2 separate regions of the Mus musculus genome follow, and region 1 is linked to region 2. Evidence: chromatin contacts called from ENCODE Hi-C or POLR2A ChIA-PET data. All regions are on one chromosome and are shown on one strand. The core of a region is the stretch at or near the end of the contact, and the rest is flanking DNA. Distances in the headings are between cores, read along the strand shown. Region 1 overlaps Cd9 (CD9 antigen). Region 2 has its middle 4.7 kb from the start of Gm32673.

The links. A loop is a pair of places that touch in the nucleus more often than their neighbours do. ChIA-PET counts read pairs that join two places held with the same protein, here RNA polymerase II (POLR2A).
Region 1: a loop to region 2 is called in a map of heart, with 2.2 times the contacts of the local background. The contact joins two enhancer-like sites. A Hi-C loop is called at or near these places in 6 of 37 maps with a recorded cell type or tissue (CH12.LX, T-helper 17 cell, gastrocnemius and 3 more). POLR2A ChIA-PET finds 5 or more read pairs at or near these places in 5 of 5 experiments (Patski and embryonic stem cell).

Annotation. Positions count from the first base shown.
Region 1 is chr6:125,465,609-125,468,878 of GRCm38, forward strand. The region is part of intron 2 of Cd9 (CD9 antigen); the gene reads right to left. Among named protein-coding and RNA genes, the nearest start is that of Gm28809, 7.6 kb to the right of the region's middle. Within about 2 kb of position 1,843, at least 1 of the 3 ENCODE cell types and tissues checked has a DNase peak (open chromatin) inside an H3K27ac peak, as active enhancers do; it is heart, where a contact is called at or near this core.
Region 2 is chr6:125,424,534-125,428,011 of GRCm38, forward strand. No RefSeq gene overlaps it. Among named protein-coding and RNA genes, the nearest start is that of Gm32673, 4.7 kb to the right of the region's middle. Within about 2 kb of position 2,003, at least 1 of the 3 ENCODE cell types and tissues checked has a DNase peak (open chromatin) inside an H3K27ac peak, as active enhancers do; it is heart, where a contact is called at or near this core.

The DNA of each region.
Region 1 (3,270 bases), core at 593-3,092, 41 kb after region 2:
AGAGGTTGTAGTGCCTCCCATAATAATAAAAAATGTATTTTTTATATTATGTGTATGTCTCTGTTGACGTAGGTGCTTATGAATGCAGTTGCCCTTGGAGACTAGAAGAGGGCGTTACAGCCCCTGGAGCTAGAGTTACAGGCAGTTGTGAGCACCCAACCCATCGGTGCTGGGACTTGAACGTGGGTCCTCTGCATGAGCACTACACACTCTCGCCCCTGGCCACTTCTTCAGCCCCAGTACCTCCCGTCTTGCTACCATGCTCTAGCCAACCTTGGGAAGGGCACAGTGACATGGCAGGAGCCCCAGCTTTAAAGCCCAGAAAGCTTAGCTTTGAAAGCCAGTTCTGTAATCCCAGAGAAACGTATTTATGAAAAAAATTGCTTTAGGGTGGATAGATAGTGAGACACTGTCTCTTCAAGTAAGCTCTGGCTGGCCTGAAACACCATGTGTAATGGCCTGGCCAGAAGCTCAGAGCTGCCTGCTTCTGCCTCCCAAGTGCTGGGCTTAAAAATGTACACCTCAGCTGGGCAGTGGTGGCACATGCCTTTAATCCCAGCACTCGGGAGGCAAAGGCAGGCAGATTCCTGAGTTCGAGGCCAAGCCAGGTCTACAGAGTGAGTTCCAGGACAGCCAGGGCGATATGGAGAAACCCTGTCTCGAAAAACCAAAAAAGATGTGCACCTCTCCCAGGTGTGGTAGTATACCCTTTACTTTCTCTTTTCCTTCCTTCCTCTTTTTCCCTCCAAGATAGAAAGGGTATCACTATATGGCTCTGACTGTCCTAGAGCTCACAGAGATCCACCTGCCTCTCTCTGCCTCCCAAATGCTAAGATTAAATGTGTGAGTCACTATGGCCAGCTAACACAACTTTAATCCCAATACACAGAGGCAGATGGATCTCTGTGAGTTCTTGGTCAGCTTGTTTTACATAGTGAGTTCCAAGGCAGCCAGGGTACGTAGTAACCCTGTCTTAGAAAAAGAAAAGAAGAAATGGCAACTTGTTTGTTTTTTAAAATAAAACACAGGGTGATTGGGGTTGAGAGATGGCTCACTAAGAATGTTTGCTATGCACCCATCCATGATGACCCAAGTCTGAGATCCCAGAACCCACACCCACATAAAAAAAAAGCCAGGTTATACGTGTGTGCCAGCCCTGGGAAGTGGAGCCAGTCAGATCCCAGGAGATAGCTGGCTGGCTGGTCAGCTTAGCTGAAAAAAAAGAACTTCAGGTTCAGTGAGAGACTGGGCCTCAATGATCTGGAGAGCACAAGAGACACCCAGCATTCCTTCTGGCTCCCACATGTGCATACATAGATTTAAATGACTGGGGGCTTGAGGCACACATAGAGGCACCGGGTTCAATCTTTAGTACCACAGAAAGAGGGATGACAACAGTGCAGTCTCCTGGAACTGTTGTGACGTGTGTAATGAGGTAGTACACACATTCACAAACACACACACACACACACACACACACACACACACACACACACACACGGCAACTGTTATTAATCCCAACACTATAAGGCCTAGGTAACCACTGCAAAAACCCATGTGATTTTTATGTACTTGACACTCTCTCCCTATTCTCCCACTAGGGTCAGAGAGACTTCTTCAGATAGGTGAAAAAAACAAGAGTGGGAGATATGCCTCCTCACAGAACACAGCACATTACGTGACAAGGACTTTTGGCAGGTGCCACAGTGACCTCACCGTCGTCCCCCATCTGCAGCATCCAGCGTAGGGCGGGACTCTGCAGGCAGAGACCGTGAGATTGGCCTGCAGCTGATGCTCATAGGCAGCCCAGAGCAGAGCACACACAGTGGGCATTTGTGCCTCTCTCGCCTCCTCCTATCGCCGTTGTGACGTGAAGTCACGTGGGGTTACTGGAAAACCCCACAGTGCATGAATATGGGTATTGTTTCTGTGCATGCCTGGCCTAGACTGGGCAAGGGGACAAACGCAGCTTGTCCTCAAGTCATCTCCCTGGCCAGCCAACGTAGTGGGGCCTGAACATGGGAGGCAGTGCAGTTCCGTGCACGGCCCCTGGGGAGGAACGCCAGCTGCCAAGGGGACACCACTGACTGTGGCAGAAGTACAGCCGTGGTTTCTGACTGTCGGATCAGGGCAAGACATAAAAACATGAGATAGAGTCAAATGCAAACAAATATAGTCCACACCCCGGTATGGGAGCTTGGACACCCTGGTAAGGCCAGGGCAGCCTGGGAACCAAGAGCCTTGAAGGAGGGGGCAGTTCTCACAGAGAGAGAATGTTTCCCTAGTGGGCCTCTTGGTTCATATGACAGATCAACCCCAGAAAGATTTTAAACTAAATGTCTGTTGGCTTTAACTCTTGTTCAGATAGCTGCAGCTCTGGAAGTGTCTCTGTTTAGCCTTCTCTAGTCAGGAGCAAGAAGACAGCAACCCTGGCAGGTAAGCTATAGAAATGGCTCATCTGGAAGCTGGTCTCCCAACCCTAGTGAGTCATGGACTCAATGCGAGCCTCCTATTGTATCTTTACAGATGTGTAAAGAAGGGCTAGATAGAGCTCAAACCCAGGGCTTCCTGACGGTGAGGCTGGTCTTCACTTCTGAGCTCCAGCTCGGAGCTCCGCCCCACCTCTTGGCCTGCTTTAGAAAAGAACCGTCTCTTGCTTCCTTTTGGGAAAGCGGCAGCTCACAGCCCCACACCCGGCCCTTGTTAGCAAGGGCTGGCAGTGTTAAACGACAAAGCGTTCCCTTTTATAAAAGGAGTGAATGTTAGCTTTCTGTCTGACTCATGGAAAAATATATTCGTCAGAGGGCCTTCATCAGGATCTCCACGCTAAATTGCTTAAGGGCTGTTTATTATACAGTTTTTTTTTTTCTCTTGGGCTGACATTATAGGTCTATTTAAATGGGGTGGCGTAGCATATGTCAGGGTGCCCTTTGCACAGGAAGTGGGGTGCTCTGTCCCACCTGTGTATTGGGCTCTGAGCCCCGACTAGCGAGGACACAAAAGCCTTCCCTGGAGGCCCAGCTCTATCTAAGTCATAAGCATTTCCCGCCGACCATTTGGTTCATTATCCCCAAACACCTGGCCCCCACTCTACTCCCTCCCCCACCCCAGCTCATTCCTGCCTTCTCTCCCTCCCACGGCCGGTTACTCTCATTCAGAAGAGTCACTGGTATATGCTGAGCATGGCACCCTCAGAGAAGTGTGGGTCCCACGTCTGCCGTGCCGGATTCAGGTGGGAAATGGACAATCCTCCATGGCAGACGTACCCAG
Region 2 (3,478 bases), core at 753-3,252:
CATCCTCCATTTGATTTTTCTTATTTTCATTCTTTAAGATTTTGACATTCTTGGAGTAATGCAGGCAAGGCACCCACCAACCCTGGTGTGTTTATAAAAACATAAAAAGAGGGGTATGCCGGGCGTGGTGGCGCACGCCTTTAATCCTAGCACTCGGGAGGCAGAGGCAGGCGGATTTCTGAGTTCGAGGCCAGCCTGGTCTACAGAGTGAGTTCCAGGGCAGCCAGGGCTATACAGAGAAACCCTGTCTCGAAAAACAAAACAAAACAAAAAAGAGGGGGTATATATTCTATGGGGGCGTGGTGAGGTATGGGGGGGGGAAGGAGGTTCCTCCGCGGGCCCATGCTGAGGCATCCCCTTCCCCGAGGGACCAGCCACACAAAGGTATAGTATAGAATAGAGTTTATTCAGGGTATGGGGAGGGGAGTTAAGAGGGTAGTAGAGGCAGAGAAAGGCAGAGAGAGGGAGAATAGAAGAGTAGAGGCTGGCCATGAGCACATGGAGAGATGGGGAAGGGAAGAACAAGGTAGCAAGAGAGGAACAAGGAGGGAGAAAGGGGCAAGCAGTGGGTCAGGCCTACCTGGCTATTGACAGGTAACTGTGGGGCGGAGCTTAGACAGAACGCTAACAGACCCCTTCCTGAAGTCCTCTCTCGCCCCAGAGATGCGGCATGGGGCGGTCGCATCAGGTTTGAAGCTCTTTTCTCCTGCAGGCAAGCTCAGTAATCCAGGCTCTTTGCTGTGTAGTTTATGCTGCTTTAGCATCTGCAATCCTGCCTCAGGCTACTCTGTGGTGGTGCGATCATAGGTTTCCCCGCTATGCCTACGACGGTTGTTTAGGACATCTGGGCTCCTTGCGTGTACAGGAGCTCAAACCGGTCATTGAATCTCAAGACAGTCACCCTCCTGGGCACTGAAAAGACAGTGTGTGGGAAACCAGAAACCACTCACCAGCCTCTCGCTTCCTAGGGGCCAGTGGGGTGGGTGGAGGGGGTGGGGCTAGGGAAGTGGGAGGTGCTTAGGTTTGTTATGGATGTCACTGCTACCCAAAGGGTGGGTTAGTGACTCATAGCTGCTGGAGCCTACAGGTGGGGTTGAGTGAGTCACTTTTATTCCTCAAGGGAGGGCCGAGGTGGGATGGAATGGAGGGGACCACGGAGTTGGAAAGAAATGAGGGATTTATATCTGAGAATTGGAGCTGTAAGACCTTGAGAAACGAACCTTCATTTCCTGTTAGCTGACCTGTCCGTGGGAAATGATCCCTACACTCCACATTATTGTGGAATTAAATGAAAGTGTTGCTTACACAACTGAGTGTGTACTGGGCATGGTGACTCACTCCTTTACCCAGCACTGTGATCTCTGTGAGTTCAAGGCCAGCCTGGTCTACAAAGCAAGTTCCATTTCAGCAGGGCTGTCACACAGAGAAACCCTGTCTCAAAAATAACAACAACAATAACATAAAAAAATCCACCATAAACCAAGAAACAAACTACAAATAGCGGTAGTGCCATCGCTTAAATCTTCATTTAGTTCCTGAAAACAGGCAGGGTAATAATATCTACTTCCTTTAGAGATTAAGGGCATTAAATAACGTATGCAAACTCTCTGCACAATGGTATTGGGTAAACGTTGTCCATTTTCATCAGCTGGGGGGGGGGGGTGTCACTGGTTTGTCAATGAATTCTCTGCTGTCTTAAGACCAAAAGGAGAAATGAGTCTGAGGGGTGACAATTAGGCTGCATTAGGTTGGGACCAGGCCAGCAATCCACTTGCGCCCGAATTGTGAGCCTACTAGGTGCTCACATGCTCATATTTGGTGTCACGCCTCCACAGAGGGCTCGAAAGAGATGAAAACCAACTGATAAGGAAGTGTTTGTGCTTGCCTCCTTCCTTTGAACCTCAAATTTATCTAAATAGAGATCTAACTTGGAACCAGGGTCCCAGGTTGCGCTTTCTGATGTGGCCTCCAGGGGGCGCATCCCCTTTGGGGCGCTCTGTGTGGCCGTGGAAGCTGCGGTGACTGTCGGAGGCAGGAGGATGAGTCAGCCTCCGAGGCTTCCGGCGTCCATTGGGTCCTGCTGCCCGCTCGGCCGCGCCCTGCCCGCGGGCTCCCGCCCGAGTCACCCTCTGGTATGGACCTGCAGCTCTGCAGGAGCTCAGGCCTTCCTTGCTGCCTGGGGGCAATATGGCCAGCCCTCTGGAGTGGTGGGCTTCCCGCGGGCGTGTGACCCCTCTCTCCACAGGGCCAGGGATTGCTTCCCTGCCCAAGTTCCAGGGCTTCAGGGCCCCGGGGCTGGCATGGGATGTGCTAGGACTGGGCAGCAGGAGGGACATCACGGAGGAAAATTTGCCACTATTCTCCACTTGGGGAGCCATGGAGCCTGGCCAGTTCCTCTGGATCCCCAAGAGTGTTCTCCCTCTGCTTAAAGTCAGAAAGAACAGACACCCCACCCCCACCCCCACCCCCCCACCCCCACCCCCGCGCTCCCATGCCCCTAGCCCTTTCCCTTGGCTTCTAGCTACAGATTTAGAACAGGGCTTGAGACTAGCTCAGCCAGTGTGGATGGTAAATTGGAAGATTTGGTTGATTCTGGGAGGGCCTCCCAATGAGTCACCATCCCTGGGAAGAGGTAACTCCCAGATGCCCAGGAGCTATCGGCCTCCCACTCAAGAGGAACTTGGAAGTAATGTCTAGCACAGAACACCTAACATTGTATATATATAGTAATGTCCATATTATTATATATGTATACTTTTAGATAGAAAGTTATAATTAAAATACATGAATCATATAGATCTCTGTGCATGTATACACATGTACTTTACAGGGCACCTCCTGTAAACTAGCTGTTGTCCCAGTGGCTCTACAGGAATTAATTATCTCAGACAGTTTTCACAGGACACTGGGGCATACGTACTATTATTGTTCCCATATGGTAGCTGAGGAAGTCTGAGCTCAGAGAGTAACTTTTGAGTGGGTGTGATGTCTGTCTGTAAACCAAGCAATTGGGTGGTAGAATCAGGAGGGCCAGTGTAACAGGCTCCAGACTGTAGCATAACTGACTCCATATTGGAAGAGCCATTCACTCAGCACGTAGACAGCATCACCTGCCAAAACCGTAAACAAAGACCTAATCCATCAAAGTCCATAGTCATGGGAACGTCTCTAAATGTGCTCACCCGGCTTTTGGGTGGCTGTAGTTCTGCTTCTGGCTAACTGTTCTTGCTAACTGAAGTGTGTCAACCCAGGACAAGTGTGTGTGTGTGTGTGTGTGTGTGTGTGTGTGTGTGTGTGTGTGTGCTTAAAAGCTCACCCCGACAGAGACTTGGGGCTACACTATGGGATCCTGAATGCCTGTGTAGCCATGTGCCAGCTAATGAAGATTCTATTGGCTTAAACCCATGCCCAGGCAGTCTTCTCTGGTGGATACCCCACAACATCAGGAGTTCAGGACTCTTCTCAGCTATGTGCTGAG